2 separate regions of the Homo sapiens genome follow, and region 1 is linked to region 2. A link is a loop called in an ENCODE intact Hi-C map of the cell type or tissue named here. Cell type or tissue: OCI-LY7. All regions are shown on one strand. Each heading gives the region's core, and the rest is flanking DNA. Links, peaks and the distances in the headings are about the cores only.

Evidence for each region. Peaks named below come from ENCODE experiments on the same cell type or tissue, not always from the same donor. Only the 100,000 strongest peaks of a DNase experiment are listed, where the experiment ranks them.
Region 1: a loop joins it to region 2, with 5 times the contacts of the local background. A loop is called at or near these places in 1 of 110 quality-filtered maps.

What each region holds. Positions count from the first base shown.
Region 1 is chrX:2,509,497-2,520,383 of GRCh38, reverse strand. No RefSeq gene overlaps it. Among named protein-coding and RNA genes, the nearest start is that of ZBED1, 14 kb to the right of the region's middle. In OCI-LY7, for the core only: CTCF peaks have their summits at 5,953, 6,588 and 6,809; DNase peaks (open chromatin) are centred at 3,143, 3,583, 5,583, 6,053 and 2 weaker places; H3K4me3 peaks cover 3,518 bases; H3K27ac peaks cover 6,353 bases.
Region 2 is chrX:2,169,492-2,180,378 of GRCh38, reverse strand. No RefSeq gene overlaps it. Among named protein-coding and RNA genes, the nearest start is that of DHRSX, 330 kb to the left of the region's middle. In OCI-LY7, for the core only: no CTCF peak of the experiment used is centred there; DNase peaks (open chromatin) are centred at 1,158, 1,588, 5,508 and 5,866; H3K4me3 peaks cover 2,022 bases; H3K27ac peaks cover 2,995 bases.

The DNA.
Region 1 (10,887 bases), core at 1,983-9,982, 340 kb before region 2:
GATGATGATGGTGAGGATGATGATGGTGATGATGATGGTGAGGATGATGATGGTGATGATGATGGTGATGATGATGATGGTGAGGATGATGATGGTGATGATGATGGTGAGGATGATGATGGTGAGGATGATGATGGTGAGGATGATGGTGAGGATGATGATGGTGAGGATGATGATGGTGAGGATGATGATGGTGATGATGATGGTGAGGATGATGATGGTGAGGATGATGATGGTGAGGATGATGATGGTGAGGATGATGGTGAGGATGATGATGGTGATGATGATGGTGAGGATGATGATGGTGATGATGATGGTGATGATGATGGTGAGGATGATGATGGTGAGGATGATGATGGTGACAGTGAGGATGATGGTGAGGATGGTGATGATGATGGTGAGGATGATGATGGTGACAGTGAGGATGATGGCGATGATGGTGATGATGATGGTGAGGATGATGATCATGGTGATGATGGTGAGGATGATAATGGTGATGGTGATGATGGTGATGATGATGGTGAGGATGATGATGATGGTGAGGATGGTGAGGATGATAATGGTGATGGTGATGATGGTGATGATGATGGTGAGGATGATGACGATGGTGATGGTGATGATGGTGATGATGATGGTGAGGATGATGATGATGGTGAGGATGATGATGATGAGGGTGATGATGATGGTGACAGTGAGGATGATGATGATGATGGTGATGACAGTGACGATGATGAAGAATGTTGTTGGTAATTACAGACTTCCTGAGCTACCAACTTGGACATCTGTACAACGATACAAATTTTGAGGAAAACTGTCAGACATTTTCTCATCAGGAAAAAATTTTCTTTCTGTATTAGTTTGTTCTCACATTGCTATAAAGAACTACCTGAGACTGGGTATTTCATAAAGAAAGGAGGTTTAATTGAGTCACAGATTCACAGGCTGTACAGTAAGCATGGCTGTGGAGGCCTCACAGTTCTGCCGGCTGTACATGCTTCTGCTCCTGGGGAGGCCTCAGCAAACTTACAGTCGTGGTGAAGGGAAAGGTGAAGCGCACACATCTTCACATGGTGGAGCAGGAGAGAGAGAGTGAAGGAGAAGGTGCCACACACTTTTAAACAACCAGATCTCCTGAGAACTCTATCACGAGGCCGGGTGCGGTGGCTCACGCCTCTAATCCCAGCACTTTGGGAGGCTGAGGCAGGGGGATCACTTGAGGTCAGGAGTTCAAGATCAGCCTGACCAACATGGTGAAACCCCATCTCTACTAAAAATAGAAAAATTAGCCAGGCTTGGTGGCAGGCGCCTGTAATCCCAGCTACTCTGGACACTGAGGCAGGAGAATCGCTTGAACCCAGGAGTCAGAGGTTTCAGTGAGTGGAGATTGTGCCATTGTACTCCAGCCTGGGCTACAAGAGCAAAACTACATCTCAAACAAACAAAATTCTATCACAAGACAGCACTGGGGGATGATGGTAAGCCATTAGAAACAACCCCTGTTATTCACCCACCTCTCACCAGGCCCCACCTCCAACACCACAGATGACAATTCAACGTGAGCTTTGGGCAGAGACACAAATCCAAACCATGTCACATTCCATATCATAGAAATAAAGAAGAGATGGAACATACATAGGATTTTTTTTTTTTTTTTGAGAAAGAGTGTCGCTCTGTCGTCACCCAAGCTGGAGTGCAGTGGCGCGATTTCTGCTCACTGCAACCTCTGCCTCTCGGGTTCAAGTGATTCTCCTGCCTCAGCCTCCTGAGTGGCTGGGACTACAGGCACCCGCCACCATGCCCAGGTAATTTTTTGTATTTTTAGTAGAGACGGGGTTTCATCATGTTAGCCTGGATGGTCTCGATCTCCTGACCTCGTGACCCACCAACCTTGGCCTCCCAAAGTGCTGGGATTACAGGCATGAGCCACCATGCCCGGCCTCACAGATAGGATATTTAAACTGGAGACCAAAATGCACCCTGAAAAATGAACGTGCGGTCATCGTTCAGACAAAAATGTTGAAAGTGAAAGCACTGAGAATGACTTTAAGACTTAGAATGTGAGAATAATGTACTCTCCCTCAGTCCTTAGAATTCCGACAGGAGCAGATCATGTCTGAGAACTTAGCCTTTTCTGGATTTCATACATGGAACATATGGGAATGTAAAGCAAAGAAAAACTGTTTTTCCATTATGATGCTTTTACAGAACATGTAGTTGAATAGACTCTATGGTGGACAAGCATGCAATGGAGAATGAAGACAGAAACCTCAGGCTGGACACAGTAGCTCATGCCTGTAATCCTAGCATTTTGGGAGGCCAAGACGGGAGGATTGCTTGAGGCCAGGTGTTTAAGACCAGCCTGGTTAACATAGCAAGACCCCATCTCGAAAGAAAGAAAGAAAAAAAAAGAAAGGAAAAGAAAAAAGAAGGAAGGGAGGGAGGGAGGGACGGAGGGAGGGAGGGAAGGGAGGGAGGGAGGGGAAGAAGAAAAAAGAATAAGAAGAAGGAGAGAAAGAACAAAGAGAAGAAAGAAAGAAAGAGAAAGAAAGAGAAAGAAAGAAAGAGAAAGAAAGGAAGGAAGAGAAAAAAAGAAAAGAAAGAGAAAGAGAGAAAGAGAAAGGAAGGAAGGAAGAAATCTGACCTTAGAAAGATACATTGGAGCTGAAACAAAAATGTAGTCATCATTAGCTGTTTAAAGTACATTTTCTTTTTTTTTTTTTTTTTTTGGGACGAAGTTTTGCTCTTGTTGCCCAGGCTGGAGTATAGTGGCGCAATCTCAGCTCACTGTAACCTCCTCCTCCTGGGTTCAAGTGATTCTCCTGCCTCAGCCTCCCGAGTAGCTGGGATGGCAGGTGCCTGCCACCATGTCTGGCTAATTTTTTGTATTTTTAGTAGAGATGGGGTTTCATCATGTTGGCCAGGCTGGTGTTGAACTCCTGACCTCAGGTGATCCACCCGCCTCGGCCTCCCAAAGTGCAGGAATTACAGGCGTGAGCCACCATGCCCAGCCTAAAGTATACTTTCAATGAAAGCACACAGACAGGTTTATGTGGGGTTTGGTGACTGCCAGCCCCTGAATCTTACGAAGCTTCCCACTCTGAAGAAAGAACAACACAGCCTGCCTTCTCTGCACCTGTTCTTATTGTCTTTCTGCTCGTTACAATGAAAGAGAATTTTAAACTGGATAACAGATTTAGAAACAGATTTCAAAGACACCATCTCTTTAATCTCCCCCCCAACACCAGACACTTCAGATATAAACATTCTATGAGTGCCCACATAGTCACTGAAACGATCACAGCTGCTTCCAAAACTAAGGATCTCAAAAGGTCAAAAACAACAAAAAAACCCTACAATGTTCATTGTCTGAAATTTGCTAAAGTAAAACTGTGCAGAACTTTGAATAAATACAGCTTCAGAAAACTGACCATCCCTTGTCTAAAGCCCAGAGTAGGAAAGACCAATCAAGCTTGAGGCTGAAAAGAAGCATTTCTTTTTTGTTTTGTTTTTGTTTTTGAGACAGGTTCTCGCTCTGTGGCTTAGGCTGGAGTGCAGTGATGCAGTCACGGCTCACTGCCATCTCCGCCTCCTGGGCTCAAATGATTCTCCCACCTCAGCTTTCAAGTAGCTGGCATCACAGATGCATGCCACCATGCCTGGCTAATTTTTTGTATTTTTGAGAGACAGAGTTTCGCCATGTTACTCAAGCTGGTCTTGAACTCCTGAGCTCAAGTGATCTTCCCACCTCGGCTTCCCAAAGTGCTGGGAATACAGGCATGAGCCACTGCACCTGGCCAGAAAGGGAAAAATTTATAATCATTTTTATCCTTCACAAGCAAAGATGGGCCATAACTAGCATGTTTTTTTGGGTTTTTTTTTTTGTTTTTTTTTTTTTGTTTTTTGAGACGGAATCTCACTCTGTCACCCAGACTGGAGTACAGTGACACGATCTTGGCTCACTGCAACCTCTGCCTCCCGGGTTCAAGAGATTCTCCTGCCTCAGCCTCCCAAGCAGCTGGGATTACAGGCGCCCACCACCATGCCTGGCTAATTTTTGTATTTTTTTTTTAGTAGAGACGGTTTTTTAGCATATTAGCCAGGCTGGTCTTGAACTCCTGACCTTGTGATCCACCCGCCTTGGCCTCCCCAAGTGCTGGGATTACACTAGCATGCTTTTTTATGCACAGGTCATGAAGTCATGTTACAATCAATGGCTTTGCATGTGCAGCTGTTATTATATCATGGTGGCATCATGGTAAAATGAGGTTTGTTTGATGGAATGAAGGACAGGGGAAAATGTCAAAGAGAACATTGCTTGTCGTCACTCATATGTGAGAGCTTAAAAAATTGAACTCACGGAGATAGAGAGTAGAATGATGGTGACTGGGGACTGGGAAGGTTAGTGGGAGGGGATGATTAAGAGAGGATGGTTCATGGGTACAAAAATACAGTTGGATAAAAGAAATACAGTCTAGTGTTTGGCCAAACCATAGGGTGACTGTATTCACAATAATTTATTGTGTATTTCAAAATAACTGAAAGAGTGGAATTGGAATGTGATTTCCACAAAGAAATTATAAATGCTTAAGGTGATGGGTACCCTAATTATCCTGATTTCATCATGACACATTCTATGCTGATATCAAAATATCACATGTGGGGTGGGTGGGGGGCAAGGGGAGAGAGAGCATTAGGACAAATACCTAATGCATACGGGGCTTAAAATCTAGATGATGGGTTGATGGGTGCAGCCAACCACAATGGCACATGTATACCTATGTAATAAACCTGCACGTTCTGCACCTGTATCCCAGAACGTAAAGTAAAAAAATATATATATGTATATGTATGTATATATATATATATCTCACATGTACCCCATAAATTTGTACAACTATTATGTATGTGTGAAAGGAAAATAAATCTCGGGATCCCAGAATCACTTAGCCAAAGGGAAAAGTCGATCTGGGAGCTGTTTTGGGCAAACCCGTCTCCCATTCTATTCTAAAATAAGATAGTTACAAAGATTTGTTTAAAAGCTACATGCTTCCCTCATAATATCCCCACAGGGAAATTCCTTGTAGACAAAGGACAGAAATAACTCATAGTTAAGGCGGGTGTGGTGGCTCACACCTGTAAATCCTAGCACTTTGGGAGGCTGAGGCAGGTGGATCAATCACCTGAGGTCAGAAGTTCGAGACCAGCCTGGCCAACATGGGGAAACCCCATCTCTACTGAACATACAAAAATTAGCCAAGCATGGTGGCAGGTGCCTGTAATCCCAGCTGCTCGAGGAGCTGAGGCAGGAGAATCGCTTGAACCCAGGGTACAGAGGTTGCAGTGAGCTGAGATCGCGCCACTGCACTCCAGCCTGGGCAACAAGAGCAAGATTCTGTCTTAAAATAAATAAAATAAATAAATAGAACTCAAAGTTATCCCTCTGCTCACGTGAGACAAATGCATACCTGATTGCTTCCTCTACCCTCTTGTTTCACTAAGCCAGACTAAGGCATAAGTGAGTATTCCTGTACATCGTGCTTTCAGTACAAGGCTAATCAGAAACTCGAAAGAAAGCAACCATTTGTCTCTTATCAGCCTATGAAATGCAGGCTCTCTCCCTGCCTCGAGTTGTGCCACCTTTCCGGACAGAACCAATGTACATCTTCCATAGACTGATTGATGTCTCATGCCTCCCTAAGATGCATAAAACCAAGCAAGCTGTGCCCCAAACACTTTGGGGACATGTTGTCAGGAGTTCCTGAGGCTGCATCTTCAAATTTGGCAAAATAAACTTTCTAAATTGATGGAGACTTGTCTCAGGTACTTTTTGGTTTTCATACGTAGAATAACTAAAAATTTTAAAAAAAGAAAAACAGAGAAGGCTGTCGGCAGCACTCCCGTCTGTCTGGGAGATCCTGACTTATTGTTTTGGAAATGATACCAGCATCAGCAGCCCCCACGCGCGATAGAGATGTGCTCAGGGACTCTGGGGGGAGCTCACAGCTGTTGCAGCTTCTATGTGCTCTACCTGACTATTTTCAGACTTCCTGTGAGTTCCTGTGGGCAAATGAGCCATCCTGGCTCCAAACAACTTCTTCTGCTTCTTTTGTGTGTGTGTGTGTCTGAGACAGGGTTTTGCTTTGTTGTCCAGGCTGCAATAGTACCATCACAGCTCAAGCCATCCTCCCACCTCAGCATCCCAAGTAGCTGGGACCACAGGTGCAGGCCACCACAGCCAGCTCATTTTTTTTTTTTTTTTTTTTTAATTTTCAGTAGACATGAGGCTTCGCTCTGTTGCTCAAGCCGGTCTTGAACTCCTGGCCTCAAGTGATCCTCTTGCCTCGGCCTCCCAAAGTGCTGGGATTATGGGTGTGAGCCACCGTGCCCAGCTGAGGCTCTGCTTCTGAAAAAACCACCTCTGGAACTCAGAGTTAGAAACAGCAAGAATCATGCACCTTCAGCATCAGAAGGAATGCCCCAAATTGGCGATGTTCTCCCTCCCTTGTTACAGAGTCCTTAAGAAACTGAGCTGGGGCCGGGTGTGGTGGTTCATGCCTGTAATTCCAGCACTTTGGGAGGCCGAGATGGGCAGATTACTTGAGGTCAGGAGTTTGAGACCAGCTTGGCCAACATGGTGAAACCCTGTCTCTACTAAAAATACAAAAATTAGCTGGGCGTGGTGGTGTGTGCCTGTAATCCTAGCTACTCAGGATGCTGAGGCAGGAGTATTGCTTGAACCCGGGAGGCAGATGAGCCAAGATTGTACTACTGCACTCTAGTGAGCCAAGATTGTACTACTGCCCTCCAGCCTGGGCAACAGAGTGAGACTCCGTGTCAAAACAAACAAACAAACAAACAAGAAACTGAACTGGTATGCAACTTCTCTAAAGTCAAATTTCAGGACAGGGGCTGGAAAGTTTCATCAGACCCACCTGTGGCAGGCCAGGTCTCACTAACAGCTGAACAGGCAGGCCTCCGTGGCAACCGTTTCAGCACTCACTGACCAGTGGAGTTACATATTAAAAGCTGAAACAACCAGTGCCCTTATACAAAGGCTGGAATGTAACAAAAGCCCACCAAGAGTTTTGCCCGGGGCTTTCCTGGGCCTTAAAGCATGAAAAGATAACGAAGGAATTCTTAACAGGACCTGTTTCAGATTAAACAAGTTTTACTGGGGTTCTGAAGGAACTCTGCAGGCCTCCACAAACAAGTTTTATTGGGGGTCTAAAGGAACTCCCCAAACCTCCATGATTTAGCAGGAGACAAGATAAGGGTAATCACCCCAGCACCTGGAACCATCTAGATTAAGTCAATTTACTGAGGCTCCAGAGGAAGGTCTTCAGGACTCAGACCTTAGTTACAGATTAGAAGAAGTGAATCACTTATGTCTTTTTTTTTTTTTTTTGAGACCTCTCGCTCTTGTCCCCCAGGCTAGAGTGCCATGGCGCAATCTCAGCTCACCGCAACCTCCGCCTCCCGGGTTCAAGTGATTCTCCTGCCTCGGCCCCCACCCCCACCCCCAAGTAGCTGGGACTACAGGTGCATGCCACCACTCCCAGCTAATTTCTGTCTTTTTAGTAGAGATGGGATTTCACTATGTTGGCCAGGTTGGTCTAGAACTCCTGACCTCAGGTGATCCGCCCATCTTGGCATACCAAAGTGCTGGGATGACAGGCGTGAGCCACCGCGCCCGGCCTCACTTATGTCTTTAGATGGATACACACTTATATGTAGACATATATTTTAGAAGATACATAAGGTCTGGAAAATTTTGTAATTTGGAGTTGGTCTGGCGATATTTTCCCAGCCTTCTCCCTGTACCCAGTTACAGAAATAAACTCTGTTCTTTCCCAATTCATCTGCGTCTCATTATGGGGCCATGACAATAAGCGGTCTGACACTCGGTTCGGTCTGGGAACACACCTGCCAGACTGGGCAGGGGGTTGTCTCTGCATATCGTTCTCATAGGTGGAAACCTGTGATTTGTATTCCTGGAAACTCCAATCTCTAAAACTCCTTGTAAACAAAACCAAAGTGAAAATAAACCTCTGCCCTGAAATAGCAGTTCCTTGATGCTTTCATGTCCTTGTGGATGAAAATCATAGTTCTGTGCCCATCAAAGCTTTGTGGGCTCGAGAGATGCAATTGTGATACTGATTAAAAATAATAATAAACATACTAATGACCATAGCATCAATCCCAACAATGAGCTGTCAGGCTTGCCCCCAAGGCATGAGGAAATGATCACCCTGAAGGTGATACAGGCAGGAGACAGGGAAATACTGGGTAGAAGAGGGTGGTTCCCCAGCAAAGGCCCCACCCTCACGCCTGGAAACCCACAGCCTGAAATGAGAACAGGCATGCCTGTATTCACACCCAAACGTTGCCTTTTGGCCCCCCACTCCCCCCATCCTGTACCCATATAAATCCCAAACCCCTGGCTCCAGGAGGAGACGAACCGAAGAGCAAAAGATTGGCAGAAAGAAGAGAAGGAGTGTCTGAATGCTGAGAGGAGTTTAGCTGGGGACGGTTGGAGAGATCGGCTGCTGGACGGCCAAACTCCAGGGGAAGACCATCTTCCCACTCCATTCCCTTTCCAGCTCCCCATCCATCCAGCTGAGAGCCACCTCCACCACTCAATAAAACCCCTGCATTCATCATCCTTCAAGTCCATGGGTGACCTGATTCTTCCAGGACACTGACAAGGACTTGGCCACCAAGGAGGCACAAGCTGTCCACAGAGAGCAAACACTCAAGTTGTCTGCGGACAGCAAAGCCAAAAGAATGCACTGTAACACACAACAACTTGGGCTTCAGGAGTTGCAGGCACCCAGCCCTTCATGCTACCATGGGGCCAGATCCCCAAAGTGTTTGCCCCGGCTTCTGCATCTGTCCGTCTGCGTGCTCTCCATCCTGTAAGGGGTTTGAGCACGCAGCGGCCAAACAGATGAGCCATACCTTTGTTGCACATACTGCCCAGATCTATCAATCAATCAATTATCATCTGGTTATTATCTATTAATATCTATTTGTCTATCCATCCATCCCATTGTATCTATCATCTATGTATTATCTATTAATATCTATCTATTGCTGGGTGCAGTGGCTTACGCCTGTAATCCCAGCACTTTGGGAGGCAGGGGCAGGTGGATCACGAGGTAAGGAATTTGAGACCAGCCTGGCCAATATGGTGAAACCCTGTCTCTACTAAAAATACAAAAATTAACAGGGCATGGTAGTGGGCACCTGTAGTCCCAGCTACTCAGGAGGCTGAGGCAGGAGAATTGCTTGAATCTGGGAGGTGGAGGCTACAGTGAGCTGAGATCATGCCACTGCACTCCGGCCTGGGTGACAGAGTGAGACTCTGTCTCAAAAAAAAAAAAAAAATCTATCTATCCATCCATCCCATTTTATCTATTATCTATGTATTATCTATTAATATCTATCCATCCCATTGTGTCTATCATCTATGTATTATCTATTAATATCTATCAATATATCTATCTATTGATCTATGTATCCATCCATCCATCCCATTGGTACTGTTTCTCTGGAGAACCCAGATTAATATAGATGCTAATAACACCTTTAATGGAACTTAACAGAGCAATGCTGTCTCCACACATTCCAGCTGGTGGATATTATTTGTGATGGAAACAGATTTGATACTTGGCACTCTAAAAATATAAAGTATCACAGGCATGTATTGTAGAACATCCTTATTGTCAAAAAGTTGCCCAAATAATTTAGAATTTTTTGATAAAAAAAGCATTGAGGGCCGGGCGCAGTGGCTCACACCTGTAATCCCAGCACTTTGGGAGGCAAAGGTGGATGGATCACCTGAGGTCAGGAGTTTGAGACCAGCCTGGCCAACATGGTGAAATGCCATCTCTACTAAAAATACAAAATTAGTTGGGCATGGTGATGGGCACCTGTAATCCCAGCTACTGGGGAGGTTGAGGCAGGAGAATCACTTGAACCCGGGAGGTGGAGGTTGCAGTGAGCTGAGATCTGCCACTGCACTCCAGCCTGGGGGACGAGAGCGAGACTCCATCTCAAAAAAGAAAAAAAAGGAAAAAAGAAAAAGCCTTGAGGATGTTTCATGCTCACAGCCAGTTGAGAACACCAGCCAAGACAGAGGCTGAGATATACATGAAATGGTATTGACTTTTCATTAACATCTTACCCTATGAATTCTGGGGATTTTTCACAATGATATTCAAAGATGTGCTCAGGGATCATTAAGGTGTGAGGAGTCTGATAATGTGAAGCATTATATAAAGCGGATGGCGGATAATTCAGCTCAGAATCTTTCAGCACTTCCCAGACATTGTATCCCAAACTCCACGGAAACCATCCACTAATGCACAGGACAACTTTTTTTTTTTTTTTTTTTTTTTTTTTTTAAGATGGAATCTCACTCTGTCGCCAGGCTGGAGTGCAGTGGCATGATCTCGGCTCACTGCAACCTCCGCTTCCCAACTTCAAGGGATTCTCCTGCCTCAGCCTCCCGAGTAGCTGAGATTGCAGGTGTCTGCCACCATGCCCGGCTAATTTTTGTAGTTCTTAGTAGAGACAGGGTTTCACTATGTTGGGCTGGCTGGTCTCAAACTCCTGACTGCAGGTGATCCACCCGCCTCAGCCTCCCAAAGTGCTGGGATTCCAGGCGCGAGCCACTGCACCCGGCCCAGAATACCTCTTTATGAGAGTTTACTCTGGGGATAACCTCTGCCTAGGCATGTACCAGTGCTCAGCCACAGGGCCCATGACTTTGAGGAATTAAACACTGAAACACAAAATAAAACATGAGACCAGGTGTGGTCGCTCATGCCTGTAATTCCAGTAGTTTGGGAAACCAAGGAGGGAGGATCCTTGAGGCCAGGACTT
Region 2 (10,887 bases), core at 1,102-9,101:
GGGCTACATAGATGATAGGTGATAGATAATAGATGATGCATAGATAGATGATGGAGAGATATATAGATGATAATAGGCAGATAGACGATAGATCGATAGATACATAGATGATGCATAGAGAGATCATGGATAGATAGCTATGTAGATAGATGATAGAGAAATAGATGGATAGATAGATAATGCATAGCTAGATAGGCAGATACGTAGGTAAATAGATAAATGGATAGACAGGTAGATGATAGATACAGGTGTAAATGCAGGTAGATGTGAGTGTGGATGTGGAATTAGACGTAGGCATACTCGCAGACATGAATATAGCCAGAGAATGTTGAGAGCCAAGAAGAAAGCTGAAGGAAGGTACCGGAGAGAAGCTTCTAGAGAGTGGTGAGAGAAGGTGAGGGAAGGGTTGACCCTGAAGCCAAAGACCCTCTTGATGAGAAGGTGAGGGCCACACGGATATGGGGGTAGTGAGAGGAGAGTATTCCAATCAGAGGGAACAGCACACACAAAGACCCCGAGGCAAGAACTGACGTAGCGATTCCAGGAGCGAGGGAGGGCACTGTGGCCGAATCCAAGAGTCACCCCTGCATGTCAGGGCCTTGGGCTGAATTTCATTCCAGGAGCCGGAGGAGGCGGAGGTGCTGGAGCAGCGGACTGACATTGCCCAGTTTGGACAGGGCATCTAAGCATCTGGGAATTGAGGGTAACACGAGGCATGAACAGTGAGGAAGGAAAGGCAAACTGTTGGGGTGCGGCTGAGAGTAGAGAGACCAGATAAAAAGGAGGGAAGGGCCGGGCGCGGTGGCTTACGCCTGTAATCCCAGCACTTTGGGAGGCCGAGGCGAGTGGATCACAAGGTCAGGATGTAGCAGGACGAGCTGCAGACAAAACCTCTCAGACACCGAGTTGCAGAAGGAAGGGCTTTATTCAGCTGGGAGCATTGGCAAGCTACTGCCTTAAAATCTGAGCTCTCCGAATGCACAATTTCTGTCCCTTTTAAGGGCTCACAACACTAAAGATTTTACATGAAAGGGTCATGATTGATTTGAGCAGGCAAGGGGTACGTGACAGGGGCTGCATGCACCTGTGGTCAGAGAGAAACAGAACGGGCAGGGAGTTTCACAGTGTTCTTCTATACGATGTCTGGAATCTATGAATAACATCGGTTTCTAAGTTATGAGTTGATTTTTAACTACTGGGTTTAGGGCCGGCAGCCCCAGGCCTGGTTTCAGGCCTGGCGCCGGGCTGCCTGTCTTTGGTTTTACTTCCTTGTTGTTTCTTCTTAAAACAGGTGCTGAGTATATAAAACAATATGAGAGGGTCTCTCTCTTCCTTCAAGGAGATCGAGACCATCCTGGCCAACATGGTGAAACCCTGTTTCTACTAAAAATACAAAAATTAGCCAGGCGGGGTGGCAGGTGCCTGTAGTCCTAGCTACTCAGGAGGCTGAGGCAGGAGAATCGCTTGAACCCAGAAGACGAAGGTTGCAGTGAGCTGAGATCGTGCCGCTGCACTCCAGCCTGGTGACAGAGAGAGACTCCATCTCAAAAAAAAAAAAAAGGGAAGTTGGTTGCTTAGGGGAGGGAACAGAAATTGGAGCCCCGTGGCTGAGTCTTTCGACCACCCTGGGGGCATCACGCATTTCTGGAGCCTCCAGGCATTTGATGATGGAGCTATACAGGATGTGTGTGTGTGTGTGTGTGTGTGTGTGTGTGTGTGTGTGTGTGTGTAGCTTCTGACCTCCCTGAAGCTGCAGGGAGTGTCTTACACACAGAGGGGCTTGTAGCCAGCTTGGCATGAGTTCAGATCCCAGTGAGATACATGATAAAATGACCAGCGCAACCTGATACCGTATCAGGTTGGGATGATTTTCTTTTCTTGTTTTCTTTTTTTTTTCTTTTAATTCTACTTTAAGTTCTGGGGTACGTGTGCAGAACGTGCAGGTTTGTTACGTAGGTATGCACGTGCCATGGTGGTTTGCTGCACCCATCAACCCATCATCTACATTAGGTATTTGTCCTAATGCTCTCCCTCCCCTAGCCTCCCACCTCCCCGGCAGGCCCTAGTGTGTGATGTTCCCCTCCCTGTGTCCATGTGTTCTCATTGTTCAACTCCCACTTATAAGTGAGAACATGCAGTGTTTGGTTTTCTCTTCCTGTGTTGGTTTCTGGAGAAGGATGGTTTCCACCTTCATCCATGTCCCTGCAAAGGACATGAACTCATCCTTTTTTATGGCTGCATAGAATTCCATGCTGTGTATGTGCCACATTTTCTTTATCCAGTCTACCATTGATGGGCATTTGGGTTGGTTCCAAAGTCTTTGCTATTGTGAACAGTGCCACAATAAACATACGTGTGCATGTGTCTTTATAGCAGCATGATTTATAATCCTTTGGGTATATACCCAGTAATGGGATGGCTGGGTCAAATGGTCTTTCTGGTTCAACGTCCTTGAGGAATCGCCACACTGTCTTCCACAATGGTTGAACTAGTTAACACTCCCACCAACAGTGTAAAAGCGTTCCTGTTTCTCCACATCCAGGCTGGGAGGATGTTCATTCACAGCTTCCACCTGAAGGACCACGTGGCCTCTCATCAACGATGTGACATCACTAGCCAGAGTTCTCGAAACGGCAACGTGCTTGTGGAGGCGTGCAACGCTGCATGAAGGAACCCACAGATGAGGACCAGTGACCTCATTTGGTAACGTGGACAGAAGGTGGCAATGACTTGAGAGGGAGGGATTCCCTCCACATCGGATAACTGAGGAGCAAAAGATGGAGGAGGAATCCAGCAGTGTAGGATGTCTGCGCCAGAAGGCAGCTTCGGAATCAGCCAGGTCAAGCGACGGTCGACAGGACCACCTAGAGAGAGAAACAAGGTTGAATCATACCTGCTATTTTCCACCTGCCTGACCCTGCACAGGTTATTAAACCACCCCATGCACCAGTTTTCCATTCTGTGCTGGGGTAACAACAAATACCCCTAAGTTATGAGAATAAAATCAGAGCAACTGCTCAAGATTGTGGTTGCCAGCCAGGCGCGGTGGCTCACGCCTGTCATCCCAGCACTTTGGGAGGCAGAGGCAGGTGGCTCACGTGAGGTCAGGAGTTCGAGACCAGCCTGACCAAGTTGGTGAAACCCTGTCTCTACTAAAAACACACAAATTAGTTGAGCGTGTTGGTGCGTGCCTGTAATCCCAGCTACTCCGGAGGCTGAGACAGGAGAATCGCTTGAACCCAGGAGGCGGAGGTTGCAGTGAGCCGAGATCTTGCCACTGCATTGCAGTCTGGGTGACAGAGCAAGACTCTGTCTCAAACACAAACAAACAAAAAAGACTGTGGTTGCCATGGTCAAATTCTAGTGGAACCTATTCTCTTTAGTGAGACAGAAGCAACAAAAGAGACTGGCTAAGTTATTTGAGATCACAGAGCTGGACTTGGGTCAACACATCCCAAGCCTTTTTGCAAAGTTCAAAGAAGCGTTGTTGCCCCAGACGACACTCTAGGAAAACAGACGCACCACTGGAGCAGAAGTCAGGAGGCAGGAGCTGCTTTGGACCAAAGATGCTGGATTGTATTGTGGTTTTGTTGAATTTCAAGAGGCCAAATGTAACCACCCAATTTGTATTATGTTACAGACATCTCACTGTGCCTCAGGGTGTCTCAGTATGCATGCATGTGTGTGTATGCATCCATATGTGTGCGTGTTGTTTGTGTGTGTTTGCATGAATTCACGCATCTGAATGCACGTGTGCACACATCACTGCATGCCTGCAAATGCATATGTGAATTTGTGTGCATGAAGGTGTGAATGTGTATGCACGATTGTGTGAATGCCTTGTGCATGCGCAAATGCGTGTTCAATGCACACATGCATGTGTGAATGTGTGCATGTGTGTGTGCACCGTGCATGCACTGTGAAAGGGTTGCATGTGTATCATGTATGTGTGTTTCTGTGCATGTGTGTACATGCATGTGTGAATATGTGTACTTGAGTGGATGCTTGTGTGTGCATGTATGAACGTGTATTCATGGGTATGAGAATGCTTCGTGCATGTGTAAATATGTGTGTGGGCTATGCATTTATTGATGTATGTGCATATGTGTGCATGCATGTGTGCCTGCGTGTGCATGAGTGTGAAAAACTGAGTGCACCTGTGCACGTGTGCAGATGCCTCATGTATGTGTGAAAATCTGCACATATATGCAGTGTGTATGTGCATGGGTGTACATACCTATGTGTGAATCGATGTGTGCAATGCATGTATACGCACGTGTGTACATGCAGGTGTGAGTGTATCTGTACATGCATGTGTATGCCTGGGTTTCAGTGGAAGCAGGGCTGCAAAGAGGAGAAACACTTAGACCCTGACACACAAGAGTTCTCATTTCGGTAGATGAGCTGGCTGTGTATGCAAAGAGGAGAATAGAGGACAAAGACAGGATCAGCATCGTAGCGCTGATGACGACAGCTCTGGACTCCTCTTGATGAGGGCTGTGGCACACATCGAGGGGAGCACTGCTGAAAACAACATAGAATGTGATTTGGACCCAGCATGCAATCTACAAAGGCCGTGCTGCCGACACGGGGCAGGATTTTGGTTGACAGGTTGGTGTTGGAGTGGAAGACCTTCTCCAAAGAGGCTTTCTTGAAATCACAAAAGGAAGGGATCCATGAAGGAGAAGCAGTGCCGAGAGGAAGGGCAGAGACCACAGAGTGCACCCGTGCACGTGTGCAAATGCCTCATGTGTGCGTGAATGCATGTGTGCGTGTGTAAAATGCACATATGCTTTTAGCTGCATGCGTGCGTGTGCAGATGCGTGTGAAAACCTGTGCACACCTGCAATGTATATGTATATGTGTATGCACGAGTGTGAATAGCCGTGTGCATGCGTGAGTGTATGTGTATGTGGATGAGCGTGGGAACCCTGAAGGGAGCCTCTCTGCAGTTTCTGGGACACAGGTTGTAGTTAACCTAGGACAAAAAGTCAGTAGAGTCCTTTATGGGCTGCTGATGAATGAGGCCTGCTACCAGGAAGGAATGGTTTTTTTGTTTTTGTTTTTGTTTTTTTTTTCCGACAGAGTCTTGCTCTGTCTCCCAGGCTGGAGTGCAGTGGGCCGATCTCAGCTCACTACAACCTCCGCTTCCCGGGTTCAAGCGATTCTCCTGCCTCAGCCTCCCGAGTAGCTGGGACGACAGGCATCCGCCACCACGCCTGGCGATTTTTTTTTTTTTTTTTTTTTTTTAGTAGAGACGGGGTTTTACCATATTGGGCAGGCTGGTCTTGAACTCCTGACCTTGTGATCCGCCCGCCTCGGCCTCCCAAAGTGCTGGGATTACAGGCGTGAGCCACCGCACCCGGCCAGGAAGGATTGTTTTGCACGCCAGGGTTTCTCTTTAGCTTATGATTTCTTCCACCAAATCTGTCCCAACCCTGCTGTGTCTGTCCCTACCAGCGGCTGCAGTGTGAGTGAATCCAGGCATGACTGCATGAACACCCAGCTTCCTGTTTGGTCACTTAGTAACCACTAGATGACGTTTACTGAGCTCTTAGCAGGCACATTCTAATCCCCGTAATTTTGTTTACTCGGTTGGAGGAGAAACATTGTCTCTTCTCCACTTTCCCAGCTGTAATGCAAACCTTAGCATACAAGAAACAGGCCGGGCGCGGTGGCTCACGCTTGTAATCCCAGCACTTTGGGAGGCCGAGGCGGGCGGATCACGAGGTCAGGAGATCGAGACCACGGTGAAACCCCGTCTCTACTAAAAATACAAAAAAAAAAAAAACAAAAAAAAAAAACCCGGCGCGGTTGGGGGCACCTGTGGTCCCAGCTACTCGGAGAGGCTGAGGCAGGAGAATGGTGTGAACCCGGGAGGCGGAGCTTGCAGTGAGCCGAGATTGCACCACTGCACTGCAGCCTGGGCGACAGAGCAAGACTCTGTCTCAATAAAAAAAAAATAAAAAAGAAACAGAAGGAGGCACGCTAAAAACTAAAAGTAGGAGGTTAAGGGAAGGGAGGAAAGAGAAAAACCAAAGGATGGGGGTGGGTTCAAACCACATTTTATGCCGCTGGATCGTGTTGTAATATTTCTACATGCTTGGGAATTACAGGCATGCATGGAATAGTATGCAACTGTGAAAAAGGAATGAGATCATGTCTTTTACAGGAATATGGATGGAGCTCGAGGCCATCACCCTTAGCAAACTAATGCAGTAACAGAAAATCAAATACTGCACTTTGTCACTTATAAGTGGGAGCTAGGCCGGGCGCGGTCACTCAGGCCTGTAATCCCAGCATTTTGGGAGGCCGAGGCAGGTGGATCACGAGGTCAGGAGTTTGAGAGCAGCTTGGCCAACATGGTGAAACCCTATCTCTACTAAAAATACAAAAATTAGCCGGGCGTGGTGGCAGGCACCTGTAATCCCAGCTACTGGGGAGGCTGAGGCAGAAGAATCATTTGAACCCGGGAGGCGGACGTTGCAGTGAGCCAAGATCACGCCATTGCACTCCAGCCTGGGCGACAGGGTGACACTCCGTCTCAAAAAAATAAAAAAATAAATAAGTGGGAGCTAAATGAGGAGAACTCATGAACACAAAGAAGGGAGCAAGAGACACCTCTACTTGAGGGTGGAGGGTGGGAGGAGGGAGAGGGGCAGAAAAGATAACTATTGGTACTGGGCTTAATACCTGGGTGATGGAATCATCTGTACAACAAACTGCGGTGACACAAATTGACCTACAACAAACCTGCACGTGTACCCCCAAACCTAAGATAAAAGTTTAAGGGAAAGAATGAAGCAAGCTAAACTTTAGACAACAATAACAGCAACAAGAAAAAGAAGTGACAGGTGTAATTACTTTCATTACTGCCTCAGCCACTTGTGGAAGCATTTTTCCGGTGTTGTGGTATTGTTACATTTTATGGACAACGTTTTTGTGACGATGGACAAACCTGAGCCCCAACACTTGAAAACAAAATTATGTTTTCAGGGCTGGGCGCGGTGGCTCACGCCTGTAATCCCAGCACTTTGGGAGGCCCACGTGGGTGAATGACAAGGTCAGGAGATTGAGACCATCCTGCCTAACGTGGTGAAACCCAGTCTCTACCAAAAATACAAAAGATTAGCCGGGCGTAATGGCTCACACCTGTAATCCCAGCACTTTGGGAGGCTGAGGTGGGCGGATCACGAGGTCAGGAGATCGAGACCATCCTGGCTAACACCGTGAAACCCAGTCTCTACTAAAAATACAAAAGATTAGTTGGGCATGGTGGCGGGTGCCTGCAGTCCCAGCTACTTGGGAGGCTGAGGCAGGAGAATGGCGTGAACCCAGGAGGCAGAGCTTGCAGTGAGCTGAGATCGCGCCACTGCCCTCCAGCCTGGGCGATAGAGTGAGACTCCATCTCAAAAAAAAAAGAAAAATTTGTTTTCAGATCAATTTTTTAAAAAAGAGCTGCCATTTATCAATGGCTTGTTATTGGCCTTAAATTTTGCTAGATACTTACACATATGATTTTACTTGATACCCGTGAACATTTTATGAGGAAAGTTTAATTTTACCCATTTTACAGATGAGAAAATGGGAATAACTGAGTTATTGGCACACGGTCACACACAACCACGGTTGACAGACCTCACGTATCACCTGTTTTTTTTTTTTTGTAAACAGTAATCCTGGTGCCATTTCTGTAATTATAAACATTAAATCAGTGCTTAGCATATTAATCTCGGCTCCCTCGGCTTCTCAAATTGCTGGAATTACAGGCATGAGCCACTGTGCCTGGCCGGTGTTTTCTTGTTAGTCTTTAAACATTCAACAGAGTACAGAGGGTATAATATGAAACTTTTGGTTTTATGTTTAACTTAAAAGGTAACTTTTGGACCATTTTAGATGCTGGAGGTCATGAACTCACAAAATATTTGTATAAAGAACAAGATAGAAAATATTTCAGGCTTTACAGAGCCCACCTAATTGGACGGTTATATACATCACCTGATTTTGTTTTTGTAAACAGTAATCATTTCTGATGCCATTTCCATAATTAACATTAAATCAGTGCTTAGTATATTAACAAAGTTGAACTTCTCAGCATTTTCTTTTTCCAATACAATCACCAAAATGCTTAACTTTTTGGAGGCAAAGATTTAACTATTGATAAAAACATTATTTTCTTTCTTTATTGAGGGATGGGATCACACTCTGTTGCCCAGGCTGGAGTGCAGTCGCACCATCATAGCCCACTGCAACCTCCATCTCCTGGGCTCAAGCCATCCTCCAGCCCCCGTAGCTAAAATTACAGGTGTGGGCCAGTATGCCCAGCTAATTTTTTACTTTTCTTAGAGGCAGAGTCTCACTATGTCGCCCAGGCTGGTCTCAAACTGCTGAACGCAAGCAATTCTCCCACCTCTGCTTCCCAAATTGCTGGAATTACAGGCATGAGCCACTGCGCCTGGCCAGTTTTTTCTTGTTAGTGTTTAAAAATTCAACACAGTACACAGGGTATAATATGAACCTTTTGGTGTTATGTTTAACTGAAAAGGTAACTTTGGGAACGTTTTAGATACTGGAGGTCGGGAACTCGCAAAATATTTGTGTAAAGGACCAGAGAAAAAATTTTTCAGGCTTGACAGAGCCCACCTCATTGGATGGAGCATGGATGGAAAGTAAACTTTCATCTTGACTGGGCCACTCACTGTATTTCTGGATCTCCTGGGTATCGCTGTGAGCTTTAACCCTGACTCATTCAGCCAGCTAGTGAGTGAAGACCGGTGTTTGATGGGAGGTCTCTGGATTCTTCCTATAGCAGGACTGCTTCTCATCGTGCAATGAGCTGGCAAGAGAGCATCATAGACCAGTGGGTCTTGATGCAAGATTGCCTTTGACTGTGTCTCTAAGGACAGGCGGAATGCAAGAAGGTGGACAGGTGGAGGAAGAATATTTCAAGCTTCTGGACGTGAAGTCACAATGAGGCACACAGTGATCACAAGATCCATTTGGCTGATCACAGGAAGATATATTTGAAATAGAAGTTGAAGCATATCAGATTGGACCCTGAACCAGGAAACTGAATTTATCCTGCAGATAATGGGGAAGTGTATTGGTCCATTCTTGCACTGCTGTAAAGAACTACCTGAGACTCGGAATTTACAAAGAAAAGAGGTTTGGGCCAGGTGCAGTGGCTCACGCCTATAATCTCAACACTTTGGGAGACTGAGGCAGGCACATCATCAGGTCAGGAGTTCAAGACCAGCCTGATCAACATGGTGAAACCTCATCTCTACTAAAAATACAAAATTAGCCAGGTGTGGTGATACATGCTGGTAACCTCAGCTACTCGGGAGGCTGAGGCTGGAGAATCACTTGAACCTGGGAAGCAGAGGTTACAGTGAGCGAGATCATGCCATTTCACTCCAGCCTGGGCAACAAGAGCGAAACTCTGTCTCAAAAAAAAAAAAAAAGGAAAAAGGAAAAGAAAAGAGGTTTTGGCCAGATTCAGTGGCTCACACCTGTAATCCCTGCACTTTGGGAGGTTAAGATGGGCGGATCATGAGGTCAGGAGTTCGAGACTAGCCTGGCCAACATGGTAAAACCTCATCTCTACTAAAAATACAAAAATTAGCTGGCTGTCAGGGTGCATGCCTGTAATCCCAGCTACTCGAGAGGCTGAGGCAGGAGAATCGCTTGAACCCAGACACAGAGGTTGCAGTGAGCTGAGATTGCACCACTGCAATCTCAGTCTGGGTGACAGAGCCAGACTCTGGACCGCCCCTGGCCACATTAAGCTAATTATTAATGACTAAAACTACTACATTCGGTAATATATCTGCAGTACATTTTCACTTCATTAATCTCAACAGAATTTTCACGTTTGGAAAATGTGTGCCACACACACACACACACACACACATCATGGCAGGTGCATTTGACAGTTTGCAGATTTCTCATAAAAGCTCTGTGCCCTACCACTGACATGGGTTGAGACCCAGCTTCCTCACTTGTTGTTGTTGAGACAGGTTCTCACTCTGTGGTCCAGGCTGGACTGCAATGGTGCGATCACAGCTCACTGCCGTCTCAGCCTCCCAGAGTCCAGGTGATCCTCCAGCCTCAGCCTCCCAAAGTGCTGGGATTACAGGTGTAAACCACCGTGCCCAGCCTTAATCTAGGTTTTGAGGCCATGTCTTTTTCTTTCTATTTCTCTTCTTTCCTTGTAATCCGTAGTCAGTTTTACTTAGGAAAGGTGGGAGGGTGGAAAAGGAAGAAGAGAAATTTGAAACCGTGTGTTCAATGGGTAAACTTTGTAAGAGTCCTTTTCAGGAAGATCGGGAGCATGTAATTTAAACATGAAATGAAAGCAGAAAACATGCACCTGACATTGTTACATTAGTGTTGCAACATTCTCGTCATCTTGCACTGAAAAATGGAAGGAAAAATGCACCAAGCAAAGTGTATTCAGTCCCCTGATGTGAAGCAAATTATCAACTCCACTGCACTTCAGCCTGGGCGACAGTGAGACTCCATGTCAAAAAAAAAAAAAAAAAAAAGGAAGAAAATGTGGTACATATATACTATGGAATACTATGCAGCCATAAAAAAGAATAAAATCATGTGCTTTGACCGGGCACGGTGGCTCACACCTGTAATCCCAGCACTTTGGGAGGCCGAGGCAGGCAGATCATGAGATCAAGAGATCAAGACCAGCCTGGCCAACATGGTAAAAACCCCATCTCTACTAAAAATACAAAAATTAGCCGGGCGTGGTGGTGGCAGGCGCCTGTAGTCCCAGCTACTTGAAAGGCTGAGGCAGGAGAATCACTTGAACCTAGGAGGTGGAGGCTGCAGTGAGCCAAGACTGCACCACTGCACTCCAGCCTGGGCGACAGT